Regions from separate parts of the Homo sapiens genome. Here region 2 is linked to region 1. The links are chromatin loops, found by intact Hi-C in ENCODE. Cell type or tissue: heart left ventricle. All regions are shown on one strand. Links, peaks and the distances in the headings refer to the core of each region. The heading gives the core; the rest is flanking DNA.

Region 1 (16,453 bases), core at 3,037-11,036:
ATACATAATGAATTGTGCTTAAGCCTCATGGGCTTCTTGATAGAAAAATAAAAGAAAACACAAGTGCAGTAAGCTTTTGAATAAAATTTAACTAGATTGCTCTGCATCCTGTAATTGTTTTGGAATCTTTAGGGACCTGATCATTCATCTATAGTTTTGGGGTGTTTTTATCTTCATCTGTCAAATAGTAGAGACTTTTAATGATATGTTAAAATGTTGATAAAATACAATTTTCCTTTTAATGATTTGAACATTTGGAGGGGGGAGGTAAATAGGCTTTTTAAGGCTTTCTGATCTGCCAAGTATACTATTTGGGTTGTCTTTTAAAAATATTTTCATTATTTCCTGTATTTTTAAGAATCAATTATTTTTAAAAAGAAAAATATATATAGTCCTTATGGGGAAGAGTTGAAAATTTACATAAAGTGTTCTCTGTATTTTTGGTGGGTGTTTTAAAATACTATGGTAAATACCTTTGCAGTTTTGTTTAGGATCTGACATTAATTTGAGCCCCAGATATTGAGGGCATAGCGTGCCGGTTAAAAATCGGTATCCAGTTTTAGCAAGATACCTACGACCACCCAGAAAGTAACTTGGAACCTAACTTAATTTTAAATGGCCTCTTTCTCCTCTTCACATTATTGACATTAGTACATGAACCCGTTGGTGGCCTATAATAGGATCATAAACATAGGATTCATTTTGGGATGGGGTTGAAGGCATAAAAGCAAGGAGTGAGATTTATGTCCACCTTTATTATGAACCACACAGTAAAAGTGCAGTAAAGATCTGCTGACTTGACAGCCAGAGCTCCTCACAGCCCTCCTGCAAGCACTCATGGAACCCGTCCTTCTCCAGGAAGACCTCCTGTTTACTTCTGCGCTAGGAATGGGCTGTGCTCATCACTTACTTCCCTGTCTTATATGATGTCCTTTTGTACAGAATGCATCTTTAAAATAGGCCCTACAACTAAACACATAACAGTCAATCAGTAGACTCACCTGTGATAAGTGGGAGGCCCTCTTGTACCAGAAAGTTTTAAAAAAAAAATACATTACTCATACCTGTCATTGTTTGTTACGTAAACTTAAGCATATTTTTGATGTTTTGTGCGTGTTTATTCACTTCTTCCTTTCATAGTTGAACACATCTTGTTCTTGAGGTTGCGTTGGAAATCAGTAGGGTGGCGCATGAATCACTGAGAACAGCCCACGGTGTGTGGTCAGTGCCATCGTCATCATCGTCATCAGCAACGGCAGCTCAAGACCAGCAAGGCCGCGGTTGTGTCTGTCATGAGCCCGTTGGCATGCCGTTTGTTTTTTATCTTTGCCACAGTTGCACTGTTGAGATCCATGTTTCCTATTACTAACATCAGCACTTTTAATTTTCCGTTTCTACTCAGTTTCCTAAAAGAACTATAGAATATTCAAATAATTGCATGCGCTTTGTCAAACGTACATGGTCATAGTGCCCAAACAGTTGCTGGCCACCACGCAGAGCCACGGAGCAGTCACTGCCATGTTCCTTCGCAGCCTCCTCGGGGCCTCCATGAAACATCGGGGCCAATGGAAGGCGGAAGTGCTGTTTCTGATGTTGACCTGTGTGTTTGACCCTCACCTTCCCTTCCTGCGCAGTCGGCTGTCAACTCCAGAGGAAGGGACAGCCCTGAGTCAGTATTCTCACCACTAACCGCATGCATTTCAGATCCTCAGTAAATGATTGAATGAAATTAAGCCACTGCATTTGTCTGAAATACAGAGTCAAAAGGTTTTATTCAGCCTCCTGTTTAAAATAAAATGATCTTTATTAAGAGCAGGTAGCATAGTTTATTTCTTTTCTTCAGTCTTACCCCTGAAAGAAAACATCTGAGCTTTAGCAGGAAGTTATAATTAAATGCAGGACAAATCCATCAAACACAAGACACTCTGCTAGAGATCTCTAAATGGGACATAATTGTGCATTTACCAGTGATATTTAGCAAGAGTCTCCATGCAGCGTGGATAATCTTTGGCTGAAGGCATGTTCCTTCCTACATGAGCCCCGGAGTCTGCTGCTCTGCCCTTCAGTCCCGAAGCCTCTCCTGGCCCTCCACACCAGGTTCTGGAAGCCAGAGGAGGTGGGGTGCTCACTAGCTGGGTTTGGAAAATGTTGCTCATCACCTGAGCATCTGAAGTGCTGTGTGTGGCGAGGCCACTAAAAGCTTTTCAGATCCCCACCAGTTTCCGTGCAACCTCCTTCACAGCCTCATGGAAGCCTTGCGTCCAAGCTCGGCACCTTGCCAGATTCCAGAGGAACTCAGAGGAGCACCTGTCTTTGGAACGAACTCTTTCCTTGGGTGACCCTCCAGGGTGGTCAGGTAGCATTCCCAGACCATAAGATGAAAACGTCGTCCATGGAGAGAGAGAGGAGGTGTTCGGGTCACAGGAGAGGCAGAGGGTACACAGCACTCCCCATCTGGAGTGTCCCACGGTCAGCCCGATGGTGCCTCAGATGTGAGTAACTTATGAAGGACTCTTGGCCGATTTTCTTAAATCAAACAGGATTCAAGCCAAGTACATCGTGTGTTAATGTCTCTGGGGAGTAGAATTCATTCAGAAATGGACATTTAGTGATTCTCTACTGCCAGTGGAATCTTAAGGCACCCAAAAATCTGAATACCCAAATCTCCCAGCTGGCTGGTCAAGTTTTAGAATGTTGAGCACTCTAAACTGGGAAGAGCCTGGTAGCCGTGGTACCAGGAACACTCACTCTTCCTGCTTGCTGCTTTCCTCATGCTGAGCTGGGCTGAGATCAAGACTCCTGGGGCACTTGCTTCCTCTACCCTTTGTCTGTGGCCAGGTGGGATTCCCACACAGTCAAAGGAAGCCCGTGTCCAACAGGGGCCATTTCCCTTAAATTTCTCTCATCACCCCCAGCTCTGCTGTGCCTCAGGTGGGCCGCTGCCACTCTTCCTTCACGTTCTTGATAATATCAGTGTCTTGAAAGGAAGCTTCTTGCAGGTAGGGAGGACGCTTTTCCCTGGAATAGCTGCTGTGCTCATATGAGTTTGTGCTGGAACATTCTAACCACCTTTCTGTGCCCTGGTTTGGGTTGAAGGGAAGGCGATTTAAATCAAAATAAATCTGCAAGGCAGTTCATCACTGGGACATTGTTTTTCCAAGCCGGGGAAGGCGAATGGGTTAGGGCAGCTTCCCACAGACGGCAACTCCGGGAGAATATCACCGGGGCCTTCCAGTCTGCCGCAGCCCCGGGAGCTTCTACCCAGGGCAGGTCAGTGTTGTCCGGTTTGATTTTAAGGAACCCCTGGCATTGCCAACAGTTGTGTTTTTCTTAAAGAAATCCTTGAGCCAGGTCCACATGGCTCTAGCTTTGCTGTGTTAAGGTGCCCGACGCCCTGTTGTCACATGTACACACGCCCAGCAAAGCTGGGCTGCTTCACCCACCAGCCACCATCCTCTCGTGCCAAGTCAAAGAAAGTGAAAGCCACCAGTGTCATGATATTTGCCTCGGGATTATTCTGTGGGTGACACGTGATGTCCTAGGAGAGGCCTAGGGGAGGTGCGACTCTGATGGGCTCTGAGTGTTTCCCCACCAATGCTGGGAGAGGGTCTTGTCTCCTGCTGGGTTCAAGGGATGGGATAGGAAGGGGCTGAGGTGCCAGGCAAAAGTCTTGTCTCCTGCAGGGTTTGAGGGATGGGACAGGAAGGGGCTGAGGTACCAGGTGAGGGTCTTGTCTCCTGCACTGGCTCCTGCTGGCATCATGAGCTGGCATCCGTGGCAGCCCCCGGAGCTGCAGGATTTGGGCTTCCGAGCAAAGGTGCTCCCCCGGCAAGGATGGGGCGGACCACAGGGCCGGCATTTCAGTGGTGGGTGAGTTGCAGGGCCCCTGGGGAAGACTGGGACGTGGCATTTCCATGAGCGTGGGCTACGGAGCCCGTAATTGTTAGTGTTTCAGGGTTTGCCAGTGGGGAAGCTTGAGGAACTCCCCCGTGATAAGCGCCGCCGTGAGAGAGGCCATCACCCCAGCTCTTCTTCCAGGGCCGAGCGCGGCAGGGAAGGAGGAGAGGGCAGGGCAGGAGAATAAATTTCATTTTACTGTAGAAATGGAAATTTGTGTCATGGCTTTAAAAATCTGGTTTTATGTGTGTGTTTAATGCCATTCATTTTAAATGTAGTATCATAAATCATTGCTTCAGAATCAAAGCTGTTTAATTACATTTCACCCATGAATAGTTATCTAATGCCAATAGAGAAAGAGTTAAAAAGGAGAACTACAGAGTAAATCAGAGGTTGAGATCTTCAGCACAAGCATAAAAAATCAATTTAAGATGAATTTTACTACTATAAAAATTCTTCAAATATCCCTTTAAGAGTGGGAACTGCTAGGAAAGCCAGCTCACATTTCAATTCCCTCAGCAGCATGAGAGAAGGACGCCCGCGTGGGCAGAGGCTTGGTGTGCACCCCGTTTTGCTCAGGGGTGATGAAGGAATCCTAACTCTGGAGTCTGAGCAGTTGCTGGGGGCACAGAACCTCCCAGCTCTCGTGGTAGAATGCCCCCTCTCCCACAGTGTACCCTCGCTTCCCTGAGAAACCCCATCTGCGGGGTGTGATGGCCAGCCAGACCCCGCTAGTCCTGAAGACTAACCCTGACCTTGAGGTGCATGCCTCGCCAACCAATCCCACATCCCAGTCTTACCCGGGGACCGTACAACTCACCCACCACTGAAACGGCAGCCCCTGTGCTCCACTCCATCCTCGCCGGGGGGGCACCTTTGCTTCGGAGCCCAAATCCTGCAGCCCCAGGTGCCACCACGGACGCCAGCTCATGACACCAGCAGAGGTAGTGCAGGAGACAAGACCCTCACCCAGCGCCTCAGCCCCTTCCTGTCCCATCCCTCGAACCCTGAAGGAGATGTCAGCTGAGCTCTTGCTGCAGGAGGTGCCAGGCCCAGGTGGCTTGATCAGGGGTTTTGTTTCCTCAGTTGAAGGTCGGGGCACATGGGCCCCATCACGCTTGCTCTTCCTGTCTGGGCAGTGGTGGTTGACAGCAGCCAGCTCTGCATCACTCAGGAGGGAGCCGGGGCTAACCCTCACTGCACAGGGCTTCCACCCCTCTGTTCGGCCGCCTTCCCCAGGGATCAGGACAGCAAAGTACATTACATATTTCTCCATCGTTCTTCTTAGATAGCATCAGTACACTGTTTATTCGGTTAGCAAAGAGCAGAGCAAGAATTGAATGACTGAAGGTGTGTCTCTGAAATTGAATAATATTTAAGCCAAGCAGAAGTTCTCCTTTCCGTGGCCAGACCTCACTAACGGGGAAGGAAATTGGGCAGTGAAAAGACAGCACTCCCATGCCCTAAGGAAACTCTGAGAGAGGCCACTTCGTTGCCTGCTCGGCAGGCCCATTCTCTGCCTGCAGAGTGAGCCCGGCTTCCCCCAGGGCCTCTTTGTGACGGGACCGACAAGGGTTTCCAGGCAGTGGCTTGGGCTGTGGAGACCTCAGCCTGTGTATTAAGGGTACTGGGCTGAATGAGGGCACTGTCTGCGTGAGTTCCCTTGGGCAGGGATCTGGGTAAGGCGGCAGTTTGGAGAAGACCGGGGCATGTTCTGTCTGGCCGCAGTGTCCACGGGGTCAGCGTAATTTAGCCGGCTCTGCTGGGCTTGGTTCACAGGTCCGACTGCTGGTCACAGTTATCCGTGGCTGTCGGTCATCCTAGTGAGCTTCCTTCTTTTTCCCTTCATTCTCTGGCTCCTTCCTTAAAACCGTCAGGATTTGTGTGCTTGGAAACCTCTGACCACCCTCCTGCTCCACCGTGAAAAACAGTGTATGGGGGCCCCTATGTGCATCTCACCCAAAAAGGTCCATTTTTAGAAAGACCCGAGGATCTCGGCAGAGACTTTTACACCCACAAAATGCTCCAGCCCAGAGACCCAGCCTCCAGCACAGGACAGCGTGTGAGACTGGCCCGAGGTCTTCCGTCGCCGCCCCTGCTGTCGGATGACATGCACATTTCTGCACCTGCAGGACCTCAAAGCGAAGTAACCCTGGACACACCCTTCACTGGGTCTCTTTCCCCCACATCTCCCCCAACAATGGAAGGCAAGCACCGCTCCACACGAAAATAACAACACGGGTGCAGTTCTGTGCCTCTCCTTAGCTTCTCCCTGCCGCCCCGTGGGCTTGGTCATGGTGTCACCACGCACTGTAGATGTCGCAGACGCAGGCCCATGGCCGTGTGTGCCCCTGGGCATGTCTGCTGTCTTCTGGGGAAATGGAAACGCCACCATAGGCATTTACTCAGGCAGAAGCTCCAGAACTTTAGATCCCAGCTTTGCCGTTTTTAATTGTCTCTTGTTAAAATGTGAGTATCCCAGATGGAATGCAAAAGAGGTTCGTGCTGCTGAGGCCCTGGTTTCTTTTCTGAATGGATGTGCCAGGGTATTTCCGCCCACAGTACACTTTAAGCCAAAGTAATTTGTATCATCTTTAACACAAACCCAAAACACGAAAGGCTGTGTTTGTTTAACTAGACGTGTAAGCTATAGTTATCTTTATTTCCGCTTTAACTGCATAAGAGAGGAAACCTTTTTAACTATAAGGAAGGTGTTCGGCTTCCTTTTATCTCTTGCCTCATTATGTACTTTTGACTTTATTCAGATTTGTACAAGCTTGGTTTTTACCTCACAGGAAAAGCGAGAACTAATCGCTCCAGAGATCATCTGAGCTCTTTGTGTGAAGGTGTTTTAAGAAGTTGTGACTACATCTTCTTTTCTAAAACAGCCTCCAATTCTGTGATACAAAGTGAAATGCCAGTTGTTTGCAGCTCCGGGGCTGTGGTCCTCCTGGACACCAGCGGTAGCAACAGGCCCCATCCACACAGGGCTGGGGAGACAGGTCCCCTTCTGCACGGGGCCCAGGAGACAGGCCCTCATTCATACAAGGCCAGGGAGACCAGCAGAATCAGCACGGGGCCAGGGCAACAGCCCCATCCACACAGGGCCGGGCAGACAGGCTGAATCCGCACAGAGCTGGGGTTGGAGCTGAGAGTCATCCCTGACCCCAGCTTCATGGTCCTCCAGCTCTTCCCTGCACCATTGCCATGTTCTTACTGCTGCAGCCCTGCGTCAGGGCAGCTGCGGTGCCTTCTGCCTCTTGCCAGGGGCCCCCAGCCCCCACCAGTCACACTGTGGGCCGCACTCATAGGACAAAGTGCCCTTCCCGCCCTGACACGCACAGTCCTTGCCCACCTTTCTGTGAGTCTCAGTCCCCGAGGCCTCCACTCTGCGTCTACGTTCACACTGTCTGTCCTACGTCCGGGATGGCTCTGTTGCCTCCTCTCCATGGACTGGCCGTGCATACCTTGTGTGGACAGAGTTGGGACGGTGCTCCCGGCTGCATCGGCCGCCTGTGCTGGGCCACATGTCCAGGCAAGTGAAGCCTTCACTGGGACCCTCCCAGAGCAGCATGGGTGTGTCGAGGAGAAACATTCTGTAGATCTCAGCGCACGCCCCCCAAGGCAGCCCAGGAAGGAAGGGTGAAGGGCCCGCGGGAGCTGTGCGTCCACAGCATCCACAGTGCAGTGACGTTTCCCACCTTTTCACAGAAGCCTGAGGAGCAGCACTGTCTGCAGAAGGAAACTAGAAAACTTCCGTGCTCCAAGCCTGGGAAGTCCCGGGGAAGCATGCCGTTTGTCTGGGGCCTCGAGAGGCAGGGAAGGAAGGAAGGGAGTCACCTGAAGAAATCGGACCCAGGGCCAGGGCTTCCCACGGGGGTCCACAGCACTTGAAATCACAACGGGATGTGTCATGCACTCCACAGCCCCAGGTGGCAGCGGGAGACCTCCCCTTCAGGGCCATGTCCTCAGTCCGTGGAACACAGCCCCAGAAAATCCACCCCTGCTGGAGATGGGGAATCCTTTCCATGAGGGCCCACCAGGTCGAAGCCACAGATGAATGAACACCCCAAACAGAAGCAGCCACAAAACAGTCTGAAGCGACTCCCAGAGGTACAGGTTCAAACTGCAGGAAATCAAAGGGAGGAGAGTGTCCAGAAAGAACCAAGAGGGCCGCGCAGTAGCTCACACCTTTAATCCCAGCAGTTTGGGGGGCCCACGCGGGCGGATCACCTGAGGTCAGGAGTTCGAGACCAGCCTGGCCAACGTGATGAAGCCAACATGGAGAAACCCCATCTCTACTAAAGATACAAAAAGTTAGCTGGCCGTGGTGGCAGTCGCCTGTAATCCCAGCTACTAGGGAAGATGAGGCAGAAGAATCACTTGAACCCGGGATATGGAGGTTGCAGTGAGCCAAGATCGAGCCATTGTACTCCAGCCACGGCAACAAGAGCAAAACTCCGTCTCAAAACAAACAAACAAACACCAGGAAGGTTTGAGAAAGAACCAAGTAGACACAGGCACACGAGGCACAGGGCTGCCCCCGAGAGGACAGACTCACCGATGAAGGAAACACAGAGTAGGCCCTCTGGAGCGTGGGAATCAGGGGACTGCAGGTAAACCCTGAGGAATCCCCTGAACACAGCACACGGCCATGGAGGAGGCAGAACGCGTGGATGTGGCCTTGCGTTGTTGGACTCGGGGTGGGGTGGGCCGTGTGGTGCAGTCTAATGACTGTGTCGATATTTCTGGGAACTGTTTTCAATAGTGAGTGCTTGATGATTTAGGTGCAGCCGTGCCATCTGTAAGTCTTACAAAGGGACACTGTCACTTGGGTTGCCTTGCGCTGTGATGCAGACTCTCAGAACACACGTCCTGGGAGGCCTGAAGGTGGAGAGTGGTTGCGGGGCCTCGGTGCGTCCTTGCCTCACCAGTCCCCCTTTCTGCTGCACAGCTAGTTGAGACGTGTGTGCCCATGAAGCAGCCACAGGTGTTTGCCCGTTTAGATGCAGTAGGTGTTTGCTTTTCCGATGTGTGGAGGCAGGGCCCAGAGGTTTACTAAGCCCCTGTTCTCACTTTTGCAGTGCCGTGGAGGTCCCAGCCCCCGCTGCGGTTCTCGGAGGTCCGGAGCCCCTGATGCAGTGCACAGCCTGGCTGAATGCCTATTTCCACCAGCCCGAGGCTATCGAAGAGTTCCCCGTGCCGGCTCTTCACCATCCCGTTTTCCAGCAAGGTCGGTAACTAAGCCATCTGCGGTGTTTCCTTTGGGGAGCTTGACTTATTAACGATCGCTGACATCACAGTTCATTTTATTGAGTATACCAACTTGGTATTTTTACATCAGCTAAACAGAGGCAGCGTTTGGCCGAGCTGGAGGGACGGGGGTTCGCCGCCTCCACCCACTCCAACACTTGTGTTAGTTTTGGCACAGGGTTGCATAATTCTTGGCAAAGGCAATAAAAATGAAGCATGCAGATCGACTCTTGACTCTCGCTGGCTGAAAGGTTTAAATAGGAACACATCTGAATGGCAGTAAATTTTTCAATAAGCTTATTGTGAACTTCAACTATCTGCTTGCCAACAGCACAGAAAACGAGACTTGTGCGTGGACATTTAGCTATTTCCATACACTCTGTTGGTGACACTTACATCATAGCAGGTAGCAGCATTGGAGCTTCTCAAATAATTTTACATTTAATTTCTCAAACGTACCAGAGTTAGACATATTCTTTCTTAAGAGATGACTTGAGAACTTACCTGTATGTAGCCTGCTTAAGGCTTGTGATAATCTAAAACATTTCCCAGACATTTCTTTTAAAGCTTGTGTTTGGCTCTGCTCAATACAGAAATTAATTACAGCAACTAAAATCATTCCAGACACATGCCAGAAATTTATTTTGCATAGTGAGTTTTTCATAATCATTTTTGTGTATAAATGAACATATATTCATATATGATGTATATATGGAGTTGTACACTTATATATCCTTAAAGGGAAAAATTACCTTGAGATTTTAGATGTGGTGAATTTAAAGCAATTTTGAATTTCAGATCAGATTTGCTGGGTAAGCTTAACAGTATTCTAATTGCTGCGGTGCTTCTCAGCACAAAACAAACTTGAAAATGGAGAGAACTTTTCAAGGGAAGCAGGTAAAGAAACCCCTGAAGGTTGGGCTAATACCTGAGTTCACTAACCAAGTCAGACAGGCGAACATATGAAGTCATGAGCACGTTTTGTGCATAATGAACTGAAGCTGTGCAGCTATAATGAACCAGGCACCTTGCTGTCCTCTGAATCATACAGAACTGTCTCCAGAAGGGTTCAGTGGGGATCTCTAGGATGGGCAGATAGGAAGCTAGAGTGGGTGGGCCTTTACATGGAACCACAAACGTCCAAGAAACCTCTCATCATCTCTGCCCACCAATGGGCTGCTGCCAGGACAAAGGCACTACCAAAGCCTCCTGGGCTGCCGCCAGCTGGGGGCCACCTCTCCCCAGCGCCACAAGCCAGTGAGCCAATTAGACGGTGTGGGGGACCTTGCTCACTGTGCACCTGATGGGCCGGGCACAGGGCAGGATGTTGCTGAATGGCCCAAGGAAGTCAGAGATTGGTTTTGTTTATTAAAGTTGGGGCTTGGGGATCTTAGAGTGGTGAACTCTTCTCTATACGATCTCTTTTTGGGGGTTCGCCTGCCAGGAGGAGCAAGGCTGAAGAGCTGTCCAGAGGCTTTTCTTCTCCTTAAGCCTGTGAAATATGTGAGCTGAAATGTAAGGTCTCAGGACAGAAAAGTTCTCTTACAAAACCAGGGCAGGAGGTATCTGCATAATCATATGGAGGCTGGGAGAATGAGCCTGCAAACCCCTGAAGTTTACCTAAGGTTTGTTGGGCAACTTCATGAAAAACATAGGGGCAAAAGTTCCATGAAAATCGTTAGTTTTCTCCAAGTCATATGGTGGCCCTGGCCATGGAGCTAGACCCTGCTGGCCTGGTCTCACCAGGGTCCAGAGAGTGGTGTGCTCTCAGGCAGGCCAGGAAGAACCGGAGGAGGAGGCCTCCGCAGCTGCTGACAGGAGCTCCAGGGCAGGAGTGGCCAGCAAGGAAGGTGGCACCGGAAATAATCAGACACTCTCCAAACCACCCCTGCAAGCACTGAACCCCCGCTGAGCCTTTTCCCCCTCACTTCTGCCCATGGCAGTGTTTGCTGCTCCTAGAGCCGAGGACAGGCGGGCCCCTGGGGCTTCTCAGTCAAGTCCCTAGTGCTTAAGCAGAGTTGGGATTGGCCACACCTACCCCTGCCTCCCTGGCTTTCAGCCCACGCCAGGCCAGGCTGCTTCCTGGGCTGGCAGGTCATGATAGGTCTTGGTGACCAGGAAGACCTCAGAGTAGCCGCCAGGATACTGGTAAAGGCTGTCTGGCTCCCCCGTGGCCCTGCCCCTCTTGGAAAGCCCTACAGTGCGGGTGGATACCTCTAGCTGGGACGAGGTCCACTCCAGCCAAGTTTTGGGATGGTAGTGCGACAGCCGCTCACATCCTTCTCTCTTGGTGTTCTAGAACTCTGAGGCTGGCTGCAGACCCAGGGTGCTGAGCTCAGGGCCTTCTCTCGAGGGTAGGGGCTGGAGTCCCCTGGGCCAGGCCTGCCTGCGGATGGTTAGTGGTTGCTGTGGGGGCTGGGATTCCCCACCACAGCATGTGTAAGCCAGGTTTTTAACATTTAGCTCAATCGTTTACTCCTGGGCAGGGGCCAGGTGTATGGATTTTACTGTTTGAAGAAGGGGAGGTGGATGGTGGATGGTTGCTAACAGGGAGTTAATTGGTTCTCCCAGATGTGGATACGCCCCTCTCTGTCTGGCATGAGTTTGGTTTGCTCTCTGTCCAGGTTGTTATCTTGTAACATCAGTGAAATCAACAGTGAGGGGGCAGGTCTTCTAGAGGAAAAGTCTTTTGACATCTCAGAGCCGCCTGGAAGCTGTGGAGTAACAGAAATCAACCTGCTTTGCAGACTGAGAGGAGCGGGTCCATTGTAACATGGAATGAACATTTCCTTGACCAATTCCTTTTTCTGCACATTTTAATTTCTGTATATGTTTAACATACTTTTGCATATCATTTTTCACCATAGTCTCACTTCTGAGATTGAGACCAGGTTTATCTATTTCAACCTGGTTTGTCTATGTCAACATTTTTAAAAATGTGATTGTATTTGAGCTCATCCTTGAGTTCCAGCACATTGACCATTTCTTTCTGAAGGCCTGGCTGGTAAAACTTCTGACTGCGCAGTACCAAGCCCTCATCCCTTCCTCAGGCCTGTCCTGCTGCTGAAAGACCCTCTCTCCTGCACACGGCCTCTTCGCGGTACCACCTCACCTTCCAGGATTCCTCTCTGGAACGAACATGCTGTTTGTGATTTGCTTTTTAAGGCTAACCACAAAAATATGCATTACGTTGAACCATATGAAATTGCTATTTTTTAGGTTAAAACTTATCAAATACCAGAAATTTCAGATGGTTCAACTTCTTATCTTGGGGAATTTCCAAAGACAGGTTAGTAGCTAGGTAGCTGTTGAAGTATTTCTGCCAAGGGACAGTGAAGCTGCCTTTCCCGACCGGGTGTCCGGAGGTCCCCGGGGCTGCCTCATTGTGAGGTTGGGACAGGTGGGATTTCCCAGTGGGAGGGCGCTGAGGCTCTGGAAGGAAGCCTCATTGTTCTGCTGAAGGGATTAAGAGGAAAGCTGAGCTGTCCAGTGAAGCATATTCTAATTTCTCGTTCAAGTGTTGTTTTAGTCAGGTCATTTCCTAAAATAAAATTAGTCAAAGTTTTCTTGGTTTGGGGTTTTTTGGCTTTTTTGGTTTGCTATTCTGGTTTTTTTAAAGTGTCAACAAAATCCATTTTCTAGCTACTGTGTGACCGAGGGCTAGCATCTTGTCGTACAACGTAGCTTTTTAAGGAGGTAATTTTTTCCCATAAGCCTCTCGCAAGGGTCAGCTTTGTATTTATTTCTAATTCATTTTTCCTCAAGAAATACTTATTTAATGAAGCCATTATTTTTGAAATACATTTTTACTTTTTTCTTTTATAATGAAATATCATTTAAACTTTGAACACTCCCTGATTTCTTAGTGTTTATTTATGAAAATGTTTAGCTTCTTTATATAATGTGCCTTCTGGAGAAGCTGTAGGGGTCAGCAGCCAATGCAGCTACAAGAAATCCTTTCTACCTTAGTTTGCCAAAAGCAGCTTTTTACAATGAGTTCAAGAAAAGCAGACCTACGGAAAGCGAGGATGGACTTTCAGATACAGAACCCATCTGGGCACGTCCTCAGGTCCCTGAGCCCTCCCACCCATGGAAACCCTGCCAGCAGGTATGGCTGACCCCAGGCTGCTGAGGGAGGTCCTGCCAAGGCAGGACCAGGCCTTGGGGCTGCCCACGCGAGACTGTGGGGAGCCTAGCTGGGACCCCAGCCTTCTCACAGTTGAAGGTGTTCAACGGACGAGTTCTGAGTTTTCTTTGTAAAGTGACTGCAATGTTCCCTTTTAAATGAAATATTTAACACTTTAATAATTCCTTCGTCACAGCTATTGGCTTACAGCTATGAAATCCAGTTGCATGACAGCAGTAAAATCTCCCTTTTTTAACACCTGCTGGTAGAAGTAAGTTTTTGTAACTTCTATTATAGAGCCTCAGAAAGGATTCATATTTTTGTATTTTTGTGTCTCCATCGAATTCCTCATTTCAAAAGCGCCTCTAACAAAAGCCCTGCCCCAGAGTTAAGGGAAAGGGCCTTCAGGGTGAATTCGTTAAGGTTCCCACCGTGTCCTGGAAGATGGGCCCTCTTTGCTGGTGCTTCTAGTGAGGACTGCTTGGGTCCTGGAAGGGGCATGTCCCGGGAGAGGATGACGAGGGAGGAGAGGAGAAGAGAGTGGCGTCATTACTTGGGTCCTCACCGGAGCCAGCCCTTTAAGATTAGAAATCCTTCTTGAAGAGCCAAGCAAAGGCTCATCCAGCCCCCTACAACCCCATCCTGCTGCCTACTCACATCCAGGAAAGAGCCCACCCCTGATGGGTGCCCAAGTAGATGGCCTCCCCTGGAAAGAGGCATATTAGCCCTCCTCACCCGAGGGTCCTAGGGCCCGTTTGGGTGTTCTTAAAATGTGCCTTATAAGTCGTGATCCAGCCTGAGTTTTTCTACAGAGACACTGCAGCCAAGAGGGGATGTTTTTCTTGTAGCTTCCACATAGATCACGGCAGCACGCAGGCTTTGTCCTTTCAGCACTTTGTACCGATATTTTCCCTGAACTTAAGAAAAAAATTACCAATTGAAAGAGAAGAGAATAGCTAAAATAGGAGATGCATTTGCCACCACGTGTGGGTGGCCACCGCTGTTCCCCTTGATTTTAAACGAGGGCTCATAAATATTGTTGACCTTGCTGAGATATTACCTGGTGGAGCTGGAAGGTTTGTAAACCTTCTTCCGATGCCCGTTTATTGATTAGAACAAGCTAACAACACTGCACTTAAGTGGAAAAAACAGCTGGTAAAAATGTAATTCTTTCAGCCTTAGGGCTGCTGTGCTCCTTTTCTGGAGAGCAAATGTGGAAATCAAGATCTGTGGCCTTCTGGAACCTTCACCAGGAAAGGTGAAAAGAAGAAGAACCCATCCACAGCTGAGAGTGGATGGCAGGCCCGCGGGTTTCCAGGTGGCCAGTAGGATTGTCCGATGTCTGGAATGAGTACCGGGGCCGCCACCAGGAACACTTGTCATTTCTACCATGGAGAGGAAAGCCCAGTGCATTTCTGTGGTTCAGAAACTTGACACAAAGAGAAAAGCTGGAATGTTTAAAAGCAAAAATAGGGCAGAGATCAGTGAAAGTGCAGGATGTGTGTGAAACAAGGGTAGAGTGAGCACTGGTGGGGATGGAGGTGGTGAGGGGTCTTCTGAGCTGGGGACGTTTACTTACACCAGCCCTGCCTCCCAAGAACCCATCCCCTGTGGGTCCAGAAGACCAGATCCCCGCCAATGTCCTTCCCTTTCAGAGCTGTCTGGAGGAGCATGCCACTAGTTCCCAGGGTCTCATCTGCCGGCACACGGCCTGACTTTCATGGGAAGTCCCCATTGATGCTGTTCCCTTCCCAGTGAGTGGGCTCCCGTCACCCGTCCTGGCTCATTTGAATACCTGCATCACCTCCAGCCCCTCAGCAGAACAAGAATGTCAGATAATCCAGAATGCTGTTGAGAGCTGCTCCAGGTTGGGGGCTCGCAGCCCCAGCATCCAAAAGCCTGGTTTCAGCAGGGCATGCCCGCAGAGCCCCTAGGCGCCCCGAGCTCTCCTGGTTTGCCCGGGCTTTGCCTGCACGGGCTGGCCCCGTGGACTGCCTGGCCAGGCCAGCCCAGTAACAGCGAAGCACACCACTCTCAGCTCCTGAGCTTGGCTGACCAGCTATACTCTGGCATATTGGTGAATTTCATGGGCCAAAGAACCTGAGGTTCAGATTGTGTCTTAGTTCATTGTTTCATATTTGAATATGCAGTTTCCTACCTAGCAATTGTCATGAGTACTTTCTTGCTGTTTATACTATGAACAACATCTTGGGCTAGGAGAGAGTTTTTAAAGTTTCAACAATGATTCATTCAAGCACTTTCCTTTTTCAAGTTACTCATATCTCAGTTCATTCAATGGGGTTGGGGGATTTATATCAGAATCCTCTAGACATTTCATTTATAATATTCTACCTATAAATTTTTATACTTCTTACCCCTCCTCAAGATACACTAAAACCTTAGCATGGGCACACGCACACACATACCCTGTTTCTGAGAATTATTGTTCTAAAGGAATTTATCAAAATGGATGTAGCTCCTATGAATGCTTTTGCTGTGTGCTTTACCCTCTACTAAGCCTAACATTCCTAATTTAATAGCTATTTTTGTTTGAGACTTAAAAACTGTGCGCATTGAAGGAATGTTTTGCCGTTGAGGAAATGCCAGCCCCTCTCCTAGGAAAGGGGTGCTCGGCTCCTGGTCCACTGGCAGTGGCTGGAACAGAACCACAGCCTGCTGAATCCCAGGAAATTCATGATGTCCCTGTGCAGAGCCCTCTGACTAATCAGCGATCCCACAATGCCTGTAGCAGAAGCATAGTTAGGTGAGAGTTTTATCCTGAATGTAAGAGGTGGCCAGGTCCTTAGTTCCCTGAGGTTCCGTGAGTCGGGGGTAAAGGAAGCAGCCCTCACACAGAGTAATTTACCAAGCCTGAGAGGGAACCAAGAGGACTGTTTGAGAGTCAGCCACTTCCAAACCTTGGTGGACATAACGAGGGTCTCTACTACAATAAGCAGGACTTGTAATATGTAAAATTATTATGAGTGCTGCTTTTATGGGAAAATATTCACATTAAAATATAATTTAACTCTGGTGAAGTAATTAAACAGTAAATCAGTGATGGCTTCTATTAAAAATTAAGTCATCGTAATTATGTGAATGCCTTTAGAAGGATTTTCCGCAGTGTCCTGGCGTTGGCCTTGAGTGGACTTCTCAAAAAGTAGAAGTAACCAGGTT
Region 2 (16,453 bases), core at 3,658-11,657, 660 kb before region 1:
TGACCCAACGAGACATAAAGCAAGGACAACTGCAGCAGAGCCTCCAAACTGCTGCCAGGGGGAGTCTCTCTAAAATGCAAATCTGAGCACAGCACTCTCCTGCTGACAGCCCTGCCATGGCTCCCTATTGCTGCTCTCCAGGAAAACTTCCAAGATCCTTAACCTGACATAGAAGGGCCTGCTCAGTGTATCTCTGCTTGACTCTTAAGGCTTGCCTGTCTGTGCTCTCTTTCCTCCTCCCACCAACAATGGATACACTAGCTAGCCTTGCCATGCTGCTTATAGAGGCCTGAGCAAAACAAACTGCTCCAGGCCCACTGTTTCGAATGTTGCTCCCATCTTTTTGACCTGTCAAACTCCTCTTCATGCTTCAAAACCCTACCCAGCTTCTCCTCCTCTATGAAGCCTTCCATGATCCAACCATAGCCAGAGTTAATCCTTCTCTCCTTGTACAACATTTTCATCTAAACATAACTTCTTGCATGTTCTAGTTATTGCAGGTATCATACTATAGCCTACATGTGTGTCTACATGTATGCCCTTAGGGTCCCCCACTCCACTGGTAAGACAAAGCCTGAGTTTTATTTCACCTTTTATCTTCAGCACCTGACACAGTGTCTGGCACATATAATGTGGAGAAAAGAAAAGAAGGGAAAGAAAAAAGAGAGGAAGAAAAGACAGGGAAAAGAGAAAGGAAATGATAATCAACTGTGTCACTCCAGAGTAAAAGCACATCCAGGAAGCCAAGTCTGGAGCTACTGAATAATATTCTTGGTTGGATTTTTCTCCTTCCCCTGACCTGGAGTCTGTAGAAGATGAGAAGACTTTATATCCAAGAAACCAGTTTCATCTCAGGTACAAACACGCAAGTTCACTCTACTCCATGTAATGTGCATCCATTGAGCACCTATTACATTCAAGAACTAAAAATGTACCAACTTGTTCAGAAAAAGTTGTAAATAAAATAATAGGATTGAGCTTCTCAGTTCTATGAAAAAGCCACCGTCTCTTCTCTCATAATAGCACCTGTGAGGTTTTCTTGCTGCTGGAATGTAACATGACATCTGCATGTCACAAACACACAGAAGGATTGCATTTTTACCATGCCGTTATTTCCGTATTTTCTCCTATATATGTCCCCCCTCCATCTAACCATGTAACCTCAGATTTGCAGTGGACTACTGAAACAGTAAGTGTGTTATATAAATAACCAAACCATGGTGAAGGGGAATAGGACATGTTAAAATGTGTTTTTATTTAAAAACAAAAGATACAGTGATGTATGTAGCCATGTAAGGCTAGAGCATCACATTTGGCCAGTGTCATTACACCATAAAAAGGCTACCAAACTTTTGAAGCAGTAGGGATTTTCTGTATCTGGTCATTTTTCCTCTAGGGTGTGTGGTCATCAACATTTTTTAAAACACTTCCTAATTTGGAGTTGGCTTAGAAAAAGATCACAGTGTCTTAGAGATACTCCTAAATATGGGACATTTATATATGGGAGGCATACCTATATGGTTTTTAAAAAACCTCCATATAATCTCACCAGTAAGTGCCTAATCTCACACAAGTCACTCAACCTCTTTGTGCCTTTGATTAATCCTTGATTTTACTACCACAGAGCCGGATGGAAACTTAAAAAATTATTTATTTCTGTCCATCAAATGCATACTTATAAACCCCATAAGAACTTAGGATATTATAATTGAAATGCTAATAAACATAGTGGCAATAATCCAACCATAGAAACAGCGATAGGGAAAGAAAGGACAAAAGGCAGTGATTGACCACTGGCCCTTTCCTGAAACAGGAGCCCACCGTGGCTCTCGGAGTGGAACTGATGCTCCTGCAGCTCCCTCAAGACAGGTAAACAACGAGCTCCGGACCTGCCTCAAACCAATCAGGCAGTGGGTATTGGGGCCTCTGAGTCAAGGCCAATCAGGAGGCAGGTAGCATGCAGGGCACTGAATCGAAGGACCAATCAGTGCATAGGTAGCTCAGTGGGCCTGCCTTCAGGCCTGGGTACCGCATCCCCAGGCCCGCATGGCACACCCTCCTTCCTTTCCTCCATCCTTCCCTCCCTCCATCCACCCTTCCCTACTCCATCCACGGTACCCTCCCTCCATCCACCCTTCCCTCTCTCCTTCCTGGCTTCTGGATCTTGGACTCTGAAAGCCCATTTGGGAGAAGGAAGTCAAGCACTGGAGCACCTTAGGACCTTTCTTCCTTCAAAACACCTTCCACAGTTTTCGAAAGCAGGCTGTTTCTCTCTCCTGGGCATGGCTGGGCCTTTTCCGATCATGGGGATGGGAGAGCCACTCAACAATGGCGCTCAGAACCAAACCACGGCCGGGTCTCCTTCCTCAGGCAGCCGCCTTACCACTGAGTCAAAGACACCAGGAGGCCCCCCATTCAGCTGCTGGGGAAAATGGGAGGTAAAGGTATCGGTGCTGTTCTCGCGGAGTCTTTCTCAAGATTGACCTACTATAAAAAATGTTTATATTAAGGAACTCATTTCCACCCCAGTCCACACCCAGCAGACCTAGAAGGGCCGGTGACCTGAGCGAAAAGTATACGGCTGCCTCGCTAGAGATTCTTCAGTCCAAGAATAAAATTAGCTCTTTTGTTTCACTCACAACCCACAAGCGGAAAGAGCCAAAAAGCCCCCTTCCTCTCTCGCCCACCCCTTCCCTCCTCCCCTCCTTCTCTTCCACTCTCTCTCTCTCACACACGCGCACACACGCGCACGCACACGAACACACATGCACACACACGCGCGCACACCGCACACACAGAGGTGTGGTCTTGTTCTACTCCCACAGTTTATGTTCTCAGCAGCTCCAGCGTATCTCATGCCTGGAAATGTCTGAATCTCCTGCTGGCTCGGTGCTGTGACTTGGGGATTTTTTTTTTAAAGGTTCTTTTATTATAAGCCTAATGGGTCCTGCATTCAGGCTCATGATAAACAGGCAGCTTACTGGGTAAATAGCAAACAGCTTGCAAGCTTTCGGGGGCTTTACAACTCTGGTGAACTGTTCGCAGTGGCTCTAATTTTAACATGCTTGAGGTCAGCAAAAACAATAACAAGTGCACATAAAGCACGCTTAATTCCAAAGTCTTCCCTGTGAAAAAGTTGAGTGCATTAACTGTGAGCTCTTGGCAGCCAAACCTTGTTACATCTGTAACACATCATTTGGTTTATATTCAAATCAATGATTGGCACATAAAGCTCTAACAAATTTATTTATCTCCTAGCCCTCTTCTAAATAACGGCTTGCAAAGGCCATGGTTGTTATTTTCTTGACTTACAAACCCACAGCCCCGTCCAGACAGAGTCTGTTGTACTGTTTCTGTATACCACTCACTCCTAAAACTCCTGTTAGCTTCTTATTTTTCAGGAAACGACGTTTCCTTTAAAAAAAAAAAAAAAAAAAAGCTGATCATATGGTAAAAAACACTAAAGATTTTACTTTTAATAAGAACAGTGTGTCCTTAAAGCGGCATATTTAGCTAGCAGAATGTTAACTGCAAGGTAAGAGTGTTGTTTTATACCCTCAGTAACCAGACCAATTATCTGTAAAGTTTTTTCATATTTAATGCATCCCCAGTCTCCTTTCACCATCTGCCCTTCCCCCTCTAACGTTGTGGAATTTTTATGAGATAGGACAAAAATGGGCATTTCCCTTATTACCATCTCACTGTGGAAATCAAATATGCAAGGAAAGTAGTGTATATACTAATTAGTGCTGAATTCATAATTACTGTGCTCATTGATGGAGATACATTTGAATACATTCAACTCCTTAGGGAGAGGAGCCGGCTGTCCGGGAGAGTTTGAAAAAATGCCCTCAGCCTCTTTTCTTCTTGAAATTAGGGATCTGTGGCATACAGTAATGTTATAAGAAGAAGATCCAAAGTGCCCGCAATTTCTTTAAATATAATTAATCAAGTGAAGCATGTAACCTAATGAACGTATTTGATATAAGCTACTGTTCAAATATGAGCTTTATCTCTGCCTGTGTTGGAATTGCTAAAAGGAAGGGACACCGTCTCATACATTGCTGTTTAAAATGTTACACGGAGCTGGGCGTCAACTGTGTGCATGCTTGTCAAATTAAAAACTGACAGAAAGCCACAATTTTTAATTGCTATAAATTAATAACAATTAGAATTTACAGGCTAATGGGTTGGGCTTGAAGTCATGAAGGTCGGTGCTTATAGAAGGTTGATGAACATCAATTTTCCCTTTCACGCGTGGTTTCTTCTTTGCTCCTGTAACTTCACCATAAGTCTCAAATATCTTCTCCTCAGTGCTTTTTGTTTTAAGGACCAAATCCCATGAAAAGCTTAGCCTGGTATGGCTACTGAGAAGCGAGTCTTCTCAATCACGGTGGAATTAAACTGTTTTCAGGGGGCGGGGGAGGGGGGCATGGACAGTCAACCCCTTCGCATTCTCTCCTTCTCCCAGAAGCAGGTGGGGACCGGGGCTAGGCTCCTGCCTGCATTTATTGAAAAGGAGATCAATCCTCTCCAGCACTTGAGTGAACGGGGGCAAGCGCTGAGGCCCGCCGGAGCCCTGCTGAACTTTCAAATGAAATGCTGGCTGCCTCTATCAAAGCCCACCTTGGAACCAGTTTAGAGCTGCACCCAAGTTCAGAGCCAGGAGGCCAGTGGGCAGTCGGATATGTGGACCCCCTGCCCTGCTCAGAACCAGGGTCCAGGTGCTGGAATTACTGCCCAGCCTTTCGGAAAGGAGCCATATGACCTTGGGGATCAGCATCTCAGCCTTCACCAATTCCTTTCACCGACAGCAGAATTGGATTCAGGCCCCGGGTGGCCCTCCCTACCCACCCCACCCCTTACCCCTGGGCGCTAGCTGCATTGCCACAAAAAGGCACCCACACAGGCAGGCAGCAGCCCCACACGGCCGTCTCTGCTGTGACTTGGGGGGTCCAGCGTGCCTCTGGATGCCACCTCCACTGTGACTTGGGGTCCCTCCTCATGTGTGCGGTTGAGACAGGGCTACACAGACTGAGAGGGCCCCCGACTAGCTCTGCTCAATGCAAAATCAACCCTTACCAGCAAGCAGACCCTATGATGCCAGAGCCACTGTGGTTCCCATGCCCCCTGCTCCGGCTTCCCTGGACCAGACTTGTCTCCCTGCAGAAGCCGGAGAGAAAAGGCCTGATGGGTATCTTTAACCTCTATTTTCCACTCCCGTTCGGCCCTCATTCGACCCCAGGCCAACGAAGTAATTTGGAAGTGGAACTTCACCTAAGTGTTAATGATGGAGCTGGGGAAGTTGCTGTAATGAGGCACCGTGCCGGAGGAAGTACCAGTTGGGATTCCTATTGTAGCCATATGTGAGGCCAATGTTGCATGAATTAACATACGGTAGGTCAAGTTAACATATGTACAGTGAAAAATGACTAATGACTTATCACACCGATGTTATTTTTGAACCTTCCTCCTTGCATCCAACCTTTCAGGGAGGAACAAGTAAAAGCAGTTTATGCCTCAACTGTCCCGGTTCCCCGTGAAGAAGGAGAAAAGTGAAACCATATGCTTAGCAAAGAGAGGAAGGCAAGCCAGAGAGGCAGGCTGGAGGAGAACCAGCATGGGGCACGGCCGTCCTGCAGCAACCAGCCGGCGGGCAGGGGTGCCTAGCCACGCCGCCCCCACCGCCAGACAGCAGCGGGCCGGATGACAGATGCTCCTCTCCCCATCCCACAGGCGACATTTAGTGCCCTCCGTGCCACGAGATACCGGGATGGCTGCAGGGGCACCACAATTAGATCGGCAGGATGTGAAAAGAGTCAACTTTTTTGTTTAATGCCATCAATTTGCGATGGAGGAGACAGGTATTAGCTCGGGGACCTCCGCGGTCCCTGCTAGCTATTAGTTCCCTGCACAGCTGCACCAAACCCTGGATTATGAATCTGCCACGGCGGTCATTCATCAGTTTCACAGTCCACCCCGGCACATTCCAGCAACAACAGAAACAGAACATCTCATCACACTGACTTCAACAACCGCACGGCTAAAATCCCAGTTATCAGCAGAAATGAATTTCATCATGTGTGTGCGATGAGGTGATGAAACCGAGTATAAATTATACGGGTTCAAGCATGCTGATGGTCCGGGGTGCGCAGCGCCCGGCTCCCCGGGGCCGGGGTACTTCCTTTCTCTTGGCTGTCAAACAGGAAGCCTTTAAAAGTTGGCCAGAGAGTTATGGAATTACCTGTGGAAACATATTGTGAGGGTCAGGCCAAGGGCCGATTTGTCAGGCGGCCAGTGTCGGAATCCACACATCCACAAGCAGCATTTGTTTTCTTAACACTTTTTTTTTTTTTTCCCCCTTCCAGGATATGTAGCGGCAGAGGCCAAAGTCTATAAATTTCTGACTCTGCGCCCTACTCATTGTCCGAGTTTCCGCGTTTTTCATGAACGCTCTCGGCCGCCGGGAATTCTCTTTGATGGGATTTCAGGTTTCAGCAGCAAGTCCTGTTTACTTTTCTCGATTCTAGACCCAAAGGAAAATGATACTTTGCTAATTCCCTCCTCGGAAAGCCCTCGTCTCCTGGTTCTTGTTCCTTGGGATTAAAAGTTGTGACTTCAACTTTTTCTTCCTTGGCTCTAAGATGGGAAAACTGAGAAAACAGCGATGGTCAAAACTGCGCTGATGATCAAAGAAAGCAGACAGAAATGAACCCCGGCAGCGAGTCAGCAGCCCTCCTCCTGGATACTGATATACTTTTGGTGTCTAATGTCCTGGGATGCTTCTTGTCACAGAAATATTCGCATTGTGAAGTGCACACATTCAGCACCTTGGTGCTGCTAAATGCCAAAGCATCAATGATACTATCGAGAAATAGGAAGACAAAGGAAAGAAACACTGAGCCCAGAAAGCTTCCTTACCTGGATTCTCTGGTTTTTGCATTACTTGGGAAGCTAGTGCTAGACCGTTAGTCCACTGGAAAATGCCATATTTTTAAAAATGGTAATCTGAGTCATTTCCTGGGGATTCTTTAACAATGATGATTAACAGTAAAAAAATAAAATAAAATAATAAAAATCTCAGATGCCCATGCCTCCCACAATGGCTGCATATAACTTTCCCTCCCAGCCCTGCCTGGTCATTGCCGGATCTTTACGTCTGCTAATGTCCAGAAAGTGGCAGTTGGATGCAGAGTTTCAGTCCATTAAAATCAATGAAAAATAGATGAAGTAGAGCACGCCTAGTAGGGGGATCTGTTGGCCCCAGCCCCTGGAGTCCACATGCAGCTCTCCCTGATTTAACTTGGTTGGAGCCGGAGGGGCTTCCCTGTGAGTTGCATGGGTGCTGACCATAAGCACGTGATGTAGTGCTGATTTTTGGCTAACTAATAAGTAGTTTCTATAGTGATAATAACGTAGCATGTGCACCTATTGGGAATATATAAAATTAGAGAGAATTTCTGTTTGCTTTGGTCCTCTTTCTGGAGTAATTACAGTGACTGCCATTCATGCCTGTTCAGTTGCCCTGATTATTCCAGAGTCACCAGAATAACCCAGCTATTAAGGTTGAGTCTTGTGAAGGAGCATACGGCAAAGTGACAACTTGTCATGTTGGCGTTATCAATGCTGCAGAATTCTTGCATTTTGGATCCAACGTTCACAATATGTCTGAGTATTTAACTTGAGCTTGTAGGGGTGAGCAGCCCTTTAAGGCCTCAGAGGGAGCAGATTCTAAAGGGTTTTTTTTTTCCTTTATTTATGGCAAAATCATGCAATTCTCTATTTGGTATTCATTTAACCAGAACACATGCAGTTTGTTAAATCCCATCAAGAAAAACCCTGAGAGTCTTGAAGGGGATGAGCCAGGTGGGCTGGTGAGCACCATCATCTCCTTTCTCACACAAGGGAATTTTGGTTTCTTGGGTCAGCATCAAGCTTGGGCCATTAGATCAGCTCTAACGTCTTCTGGGAAGCGTCCTTTGAGGTGGCTGATGGAGAAAGTTCTAACTTTTGCAAAGAATGCAGACCAGGGACACACACACACACACACACACACACACACACACACACACACTGTAGATGAAGTTTAAGGATAAAACAAACACAATGACCCAAAACTCACTCTAACACTGGAGGTGCAGGAATTCCTCCTGTCCCTTATTTTTCCCAATTTGGAGCACAGGTGCTCTTTCCTGAGTTTTCAGAAACTGTAATACGTACATGCCGTGCAAAGCTTGGAAACATGTAAAACAAAATAGCCTAGAGAAAGTTATCATTGACAGCTGACAGACTGTGCAATTTTGCTGGCGAGAAATCACATAAGTAAGAAAAAACAAGTGCAGCATGATATTAATACCTGCCTAAATGGAAGTCATTGCACAAGTCAACACCTTAGTGAGCCCTGTTCGCCCCACTCCACATTCTGCTGCTCGGCGAGGTAGGCTTTCCTGATACGGCCTACGGTGCAAAATGCCTGATGACTCATGGAGCCGATCTGGAGGAGGAGGCAGACCCCTCGGCACCAGAGGCCGGAGCTGGCAGCCGCAGGGCATGGGAGCAGGCACTCAGGATGTCCTCCCATCACAAGAGAGGTGCCGCCGGGGCGGGCTGGCTGCTGCTTGGGGACACAGAACAGGGAGGGGGTAGAAGAGAGTCTGGGTGCCTCTCTAATTTTTCTAGTGCAGCCTAGAAGCTCTGCCCATCTAGTATCAATTGAAGGCCAGCAGGGGCAGGGACTCAAAAGAGCAGACAGCCGTGGTGTGCATGGCTCTGGAACCAAAGGAAGAAGGGGATGAAGAGTGAGCCACAACGAAATGAAGAGTCACCACCACATGAACCTTAAGGGAACACATGGGGAACACCCAGGTCAAATCATGGAACAAGGTGATATGTGGGTAACTCATTATTTTTAACTAAAAGGCTTTGTTTGGGGAGCAGTTTTAGGGTAACAGAACAATGAAGCAGAGGGGACAGAGGGTTACCATATGCCCTCTCAGCCTGCCCGTCCATGTACCCCCAGAGGTTCCCTGAAGATGAGGACCTTGCATTGGCTGGTATATTTGTTACAATTGATGAGCCAATGCTGATTCATTATTATTAACCAAGTCCACAGTTTACATTAGGGTTTGCTGCCTGTGCTGTATATTCTGTGGATTTTGACAAATCATAATGTCATGAATCCACCACCACAGTAACACATGCAGGAGAGTTTTCTGGCCCTAAAATTCCCCTTTGCTCTCTCTCCCTCCCATCCAGTTCCTGGCAAACACTGATGATGTCTGATTTTATAAAACACTGTCAGAGTGCTTAACATGTACCAAGGACATTCTGAGGCCATTATTTGCATGACTTTATCCACCTTCATAACAATCTGTAAGGAAGTTATTATTCTAATCTTCATTTTTAAATGAGGATCGAGGCACAGAGAGTGTGTGACTTGCCTGCGGTCACACAGCTGGTGAAGGGCTGCAATGAAACCCACCATCTGGCCCCAGTCCTTGCTCTTCCCACCGTGCTGTAGGGGCAGATGGGGGTCCAGCTGTGAGTTATGAATGAGCATGGGGCGGGGCAGTGGAGACATTATCCAACACGGTTCTGTGCTGCCAAAGACGAAGGGTGTCAGGTTAAAAAAAGATTACAAGGTAGACCAAAAATAACAATGCCCATTATCCGACAACCATTTCTCTTAGGACATAGACCTGATGCCAGAGAGTGTCAAAAAGAGCAAAGGACTGAGCACTTGCCATGCACTGCACCCTGCTCAAAGCCTCTGATCTTAATTATCTCATGTGACCCTCAAAACAACCCCAAGAAAGCAGCACCAGAATCATCCCAGCATCGTCCCACTTTACAGACGAGCACACTCCACACTAGAATGCTTCTGTGAGTTGCCGAATCTGAACACCTGGCGAATCCAGGGCTGGGATTTGAACCCAGAGGTGTCCCTCCTGGCCCATGCTCCAGCCCCTTTGCTCTGTCAGACATGGACTAAACTGAGCCGTGAGCCGTGAGCTGTGAGCCATTCCAGCTGGGGCTGTCATGATCTGTGCAGGTCACTCGACCTCTCTGGGCCACATTTGCAAAAGGTTTCTGTGGGTCATTCCAACCCTCAGATTGGAGTCCTCTTTCAATCCATGATGCTAAATTTCCATGTGCATAAAATACATGGATTATTGGTGCAGCTCTAGCCTGAACACTGAAAACCTTGGTTCTTCTTTGCAAAAAAGCATCAGGTGTGACCTGAGCCCAGGGAGTCAGCCCTCACCAGGGCTCCTGTGGGGTAGAGCCTGGCTGGCCACTGGCTTCCATGGGGTCCCACCAACGCCAATTGGCCATGAAGACAGGGCTAGGATGCAGGCAGAGCAGGGCCAGGACCTCCCCTGACTGGGGCCATCTCAGTGCCTGCCCTGGTGGGTCACAGGTCCCTCCACTGGCTGCTGTTACCGGGGAGGAGGCTGACACAGACCGGACCTCCTGGAGCAGTTCCACCAGGTAGGGACCGGCCACAGGAAGGGGTCAGGCCATTGCTCTTATAGAAATTGTTCAGGGAGAAGCACTAGACCTTAAACAGGGCGCTTCAAGTGATGGGGGCATTGCTGTGGCCTTAGGCCCAGCCATCTACATGTGAGGAGATGAATAGGTCTTGGCCTGTTGGGTGATGGGGAGCAGGAAGCTGGTGCTGCCTGGCTTCCCAGCTGGGTAAAGTCTCCATCACCCTGTCTGTAAAATGTCCAGGTTCTCCCAGAGAATGGTGGCTCCCTCTGTCCGAGCCAGTTGGCGAGCAGAGCCCCTACAGTAACTCCCAGGCCCACGTCCTCATCAGGACCTGGAGTCCAGGCTGCTGCCTACTTATTTCGGAGACTATGCAGCAGCCATGATTCTCAGCCTCAGGAATTAACCCTGTTTTCAAGGTTGTTCGCTGTCCATCCCCTCACCTGCTCCCTACCTGATCTGATCCTGTCTCCCCAGCCCATCCTCTCCAAAGCCTTTCAAGTTTGAAGTCAGCTGCACTGATGGGTCACACCTGAGTTCCAACTGCCCAGCCATCAGGAGATGGATCTGGCCTGGGTCCTTGCAGTTCCTTCCTTGTATGAGCATGACAGCCTCAGTGCAGAGGTCCCTGTGAGGAGGGTAGCTGCCCCCAGTACCCAGCCCTGTGAGGAGAGGTAGCTGGCCCCAACACCCAGAGAGCTGTCACTGTCACGTGGGGAGAGGTGGCAGCTCCAAGAGTTGAACTGGGACTGGCGAAGGGAGTGGAGGAAGCTCATGAGTAAGGTGGACTGCCCAGCCAGCAGGCATGGTCAGAATGGTGTTTCATGAGTTCTTTCTAACTGGATGGTGGTGGAGAAAGAAATGGGCTGCCCCAGCACTCAGAGGTTCCTGGTGGCTCCAAGAATGAGTCATAAACAGGTGGACCATACATCCTTTCATTCAAACACTCATTGAAAACACACTTTCCAAAGACATGGAATCAACCCCAATGTCCATCAGTGATAAATTGGATAAGAAAATATGGTACATATACATTGTGGAATACTGTGCAGCCATAAAAATGAACAAGATTATGTCCTTCGCAGGGACATGGATGGAGCTGGATGCCATTATCCTTAACAAACTAACACAGCAACAGAAAACCAAATACCACACATTCTCACTTATAAGTGGGAGCTAAATGATGAGAACACATGGACACATAGTGGGAAACAACACACACTGGGGCCTGTAGGAGGGCAGGGGGAGGAGGGAGAGCATCAGGAAGAATAGCTAATGGATGCTGGGCTGAATACCTGGGTGCTGGGATGATCTGTGCAGCTAGTCACCATGGCATATGTTTACCTATGTAACCAACCTGCACATCCTGCACATGTACTCCTGAACTTAAAATAATAGTTGGAAATAAAAATAAGAAAACATACTTCCCTCAGGCACTGACCTAGGCTCTAAGCACATGATGATTAATTTAGCAAGGTGAACGGACATGTGGGTGAGACAATGTGTGATTTGTGCAATAATACCAGATACATGGGCCTGAAAGTGAGGGCCTTTGTCCATCTGAGGTGGCCACTTCTCACTTGCTCTTGTTTGGGTACAGAATTGTCCAAATGTGTTCTACAAGCTGCTGGCCTCCCATAAGATGATGTAAAGAATATCAAAAGCTTTGGTGCTGAAGAGCATTCTCAATGCACTGCACTAACACAGCCGAAGTGCTCCTTTCTACAAGGCTAGTTGAGCGTTCATATGCTGATGTGATCAGGGGTCACCAAGATTAGCCCACAACACCATGAGATCATGAGACCCACTCTTTCAATGGACTTCTCTAAAGATCGGTCCACAGAGCACATTTAGGAAAACTCTGGATTTGATACTTCCTCAGGCTCCTTTCAGCTCACAGATTCCACACTCTATCTACAACTGGTAGGTCCATCCCTCAAACTGTATAACTCTACCCACCAAGTTCACCATCTTCACTCCCAGCTCCCCTGCAGAAAATCCTCCCCACTTCTACCAAAAAGCAGAGGCTCCCAGAGCTTCTAACCAGCACATTCTGTCCCGTGCATCCTGAGAAACTCCCAGCTGCTCTTTGGACATCAGGATCATGCTTATGTAAGTCCATTATAACCACCTCCTGGACAAAATGCTTATTCATTTGATGCCAAAGTGAAATGACACAGACCTCTTCATGCTTTGTTTTCTTATCTGTAACCTGGAGATCCTATTACAACCTACTTTGTAGAACTGCTGTGATGGCTAAATCAGGGCCGCCAGAAAAATACCGGGTGCCCAGTTCAAAATATGCTTTCAGATACACAGTGGATAGACTTTCAGTGTAAGTATATCCCAAATACTGCATGGGGCATACTTACACCAAATTTTTTTTTTTTTTTTTTTGAGATGAATTCTCACTCTGTTGCCCAGGCTGGAGTGCAGTGACGCAATCTAGGCTCACTGCAAGCTCCGCTTCCCAGGTTCAGGCCATTCTCCTGCCTCAGCCTCCCGAGTAGCTGGGACCACAGGCACCCGCCACCATGCCCAGCTAATTTTTTGTATTTTTTTAGTAGAGACGGGGTTTCACCGTGTTAGCCAGGATGGTCTCGATCTCCTGACCTCGTGATCCGCCTGCCTCAGCCTCCCAAAGTGTTGGGATTACAGGCATGAGCCACCGCACCCGGCCCAAAATTTTTTATGTATCTAACATTCAAATACAACTATGCATCCTGTGTTTTCATTTTCTAAACCCAGCAACCCTAATTAAATTATGTAAAGCACGTCACACAGTGCCTGACACACGAATAAACTCAGTGATTGGTGCTAATGATAGTTACATTTGCTTATCAGTCTCTGGTCTGGGCTCCAAGTTTCTTGAGAGAGAAAAAAACTCTTATTTCCATCTCTGAGTCCTTGGTGACCAGGTTAGCAGCTGGAGTGTGGTTAAAGCTATGCACTGTGTGTTGAATTAAATGGTAGGCTGGAATTCAGAGCTTCTTGGAAGGACAGCAGTGCACGAATATGATCCACTATCAATCGTGTCCCCCTTCCTTTTTCCCTGTTCTGCTATAGTGGAACCCATGGTGGCTAGTTTAATTGTTTATTATTCAGCAAATACTTGCAGTATTCCTACCACTTCCTGGACATTTCATCATATATAGGGAGAGAAGAGATGCCTCAGAGATAGGCCTTTCTCTCTGAGGGAAAACAAAAAGTCACCCAACCAGTACCCTGGTGCGGCGTGGAGTGACATTGTAATCCTGCCATATTGAGGAGTGAAAAGGACTTCGGTGGCTGTAGAAAGCTGCGTGCATGTCCTCAGCCAGGGGAACAGCTCATGCACTGACACAGAGGAGGGGAGGCGTGGGAAGGTACAGAAATGTGGAGGCTGGTGGGGGTGTTAGTGCTTCGTGGCTGCCGTCAGGAAAGAGGACAAGCCTGGTGGCTTAAAACAACCGAAATGTTGTCTCCCAGTTTTAGAGGCCAGAAGTCTAAAACCAAGTGTCAGCAGGGCCCCACTCCCTCCAAAGCCTCCTGGGGAGTATTTCTTTGTCTCTTCCAGCTTCCAGGGCTGCAGGTACTCCTGCGCTCACATCTGCATCCCTCCAGTCTCTGCCTACATCTTTCCACCACCTTCGGTTCTCTGTGTGTGTCTCTTTTAGGACATTGACCCTTGGATTTAGGGCCCAGCCAGATAATCCAAGATGATCTCATCTAAAGATCCTTAACTTAATCATATTTACAAAGACCCTTCTTCCAAATGCGGTGACTTTCCCAGGTTCCAGGGCTGGGATGTGGACGTATGTCTTAGGGCCACCCTGGGTGGAAACCCAGAATGATGGGGCTAAGGAGCTGCTGGAGAGGAGTCGGAAAAAGGGGTGTGGAGCCACATGTGAAAGGTTTTCTGTGTGAGGCTGAGTGCAGGCTTTATGCTATAGGCCCTGGGGAGCCATAGATGGTTTCATCCTGAGAGTGGCTTGCTTGGAATTGTATCCTGAGAGGTGCACTAGGGTACCACATTCGGGGGAAAGGGAGCCAGGAGAGACAGGCTAGGAGGGAAGGAGGGAAGATACAGCAGACAAAGGGCTCCAGGGAGAGGACCCCACCCACCGTCCCCTCCCGAGGGTGTCTAACTCCACGATTGCCCATCCACTTCCCATCAGCAAGGCCCCAGCACAGGACCATGGTCAGGCCTCTTTCTACAGAAAAGGGAGGCGCTGCCAGTCAAATCCTGGTTCCGTAGATAGTGTCTCTGCCTTATGAGGAAAAGGGACGCAGTGCTCAATGTGGAAGCCACAACAATTAAACCATTTTTAAAAGTAGCCCCCATGCCCCTCCCCTGTGCCACCCAGCAGGAACAGAACCCCAGGCCTCTGCCAGGAAGGAGATGAAAAGCAACTAGTTCCATCAGTTACAGAAAGAAAGGCCAATGAGGCAGCCACGAGCTCAAGTGACCTCAGCATCCCCTTCCCCTGCACTCACTGGTGACAAAGCTCTGTGAAACGTTCCAGGGAAACAGGCCACCTTCACACAGTGACACAAGGACCACTCCGCCTTGGCAGAATTAGACTCTGCCTGGGACGTTTTCCCAATCCTTCCCCCCAGACCCACATAGCAGCAGAATATCCTGCTCCCTCAGGAGCATCCCTGAAATCTCGCTGCCTGGAGGAAAATCCTGAGTCTCCTGGAACAGGCCAAGTCCCCACGCTGTGCACTTGTGCAGACCACGCCCCCGGTATCACGGTTTGCAATGAAACACCCAGGCAGCCCTGAGGCGGTTTGATCCCTGCTGACCCACTCTCCCGCCCTGCTCTGCAATCCCTGTGAGGTCATGGACTGTGTTTTGCTCACCACTGCATATCCCAAGTACTGCTAGGTTCTCTGTACACCCCCGTATGACTAGGTTCTCCAGCACAGAGTAGGTGCTCCTGCAAAAACCACTGGATGAGGGAAAGAATGGACAAATGGCAGCCATGGAGCCATAGGCCTCGGGTATGGAAGTGTGGAGGAAGACAGCACCTGCCTTTGAGACACTCACATTTTAATAAAAAATGAGACATTATTTCCTAAAACAGACAAATGAGCAGAATACTTTAGTATATTTGGTGTATGTATATGTATGCATATATGAAGAGAAACACGGGGCACTCAGCCTTCCTGAACATCCAGGGAAGCGTCTCAAACTGGCAATCCACTAATAAGTCCTCTGGCACCGAGCAGTGAACACAGCGGCAGGAGGGGGCTTCACTCTGGGAGGCGAGACCTGGTTTCACTCTTTCCCTCCTGTCCACGCGGAAGCCCATGGACAGCGGAATGGCCTAATTGATCCCCTGCCAGCCAAGTCCTGGTTCCAAGAGGCTGCAGCCTGCCTGTTTGGAGCTGGACGGAAGGGCCTGCTCTGCCCGCCCCACGCGAGCTCCGCGGAAGGCACCTGTTTCTGAAGCCTCTCACTGCACGTGCTCCGCTGGAGCGGGGCTCTCATTAAGAGAGGCAGGCTGCGTCACGGCAGGGCAGTGCTAATTGGATGTGGTTGAAGGCTCAGGAGGGGAAGCAGAGACAGTTACTGACCTGTACCCAGAACTGATGACGACACAGTAATGCGATCGCCCAGACACTGCGGTGCTGCCTCTCCTCACTCGACCCCCTCTTCTCTGTAATGTAGACATCCGACTATTTTTTTTTAATCTTCTTGTATCAACTGTTACATCTGCCTGTGAAACAGCTGGGAAGGATGCAGCGTCCATTTTGCTATAACTCCAAGCACAGGAGAGGAGAGGAGAGGACAGTACTCAGGTCAGATTTTCAGAGAAAGGCCCATATATTCTATGCCAATTTCATCCAGGAAAAACCTGAAAATAATTTGCACAGACGTTAACACCACGACATGGACTGAAACTGCAGCTTAGAAGCACCTTCATGTTTATTCCTCTCAGCAGCTGGCATTCAGAATTATTTTTTAGTAATAGAA

Evidence for each region. A loop is a pair of places that touch in the nucleus more often than their neighbours do. Peaks named below come from ENCODE experiments on the same cell type or tissue, not always from the same donor. Only the 100,000 strongest peaks of a DNase experiment are listed, where the experiment ranks them.
Region 2: a loop joins it to region 1, with 2.2 times the contacts of the local background. A loop is called at or near these places in 2 of 110 quality-filtered maps.

The regions. Positions count from the first base shown.
Region 1 is chr10:129,698,914-129,715,366 of GRCh38, forward strand. MGMT (O-6-methylguanine-DNA methyltransferase) reads left to right here. Exons shown (of 5, transcript NM_002412.5): 3 at 8,982-9,130. LOC105378560 (a long non-coding RNA gene) reads left to right here and starts at 9,137. Exons shown (of 2, transcript XR_946467.3): 1 at 9,137-16,453. RefSeq lists an enhancer at 12,338-13,053. In heart left ventricle, for the core only: a CTCF peak has its summit at 7,983; no DNase peak of the experiment used is centred there.
Region 2 is chr10:129,040,184-129,056,636 of GRCh38, forward strand. No RefSeq gene overlaps it. Among named protein-coding and RNA genes, the nearest start is that of LINC02667, 140 kb to the left of the region's middle. In heart left ventricle, for the core only: no CTCF peak of the experiment used is centred there; a DNase peak (open chromatin) is centred at 8,551; H3K4me3 peaks cover 1,358 bases; H3K27ac peaks cover 355 bases; H3K27me3 peaks cover 440 bases.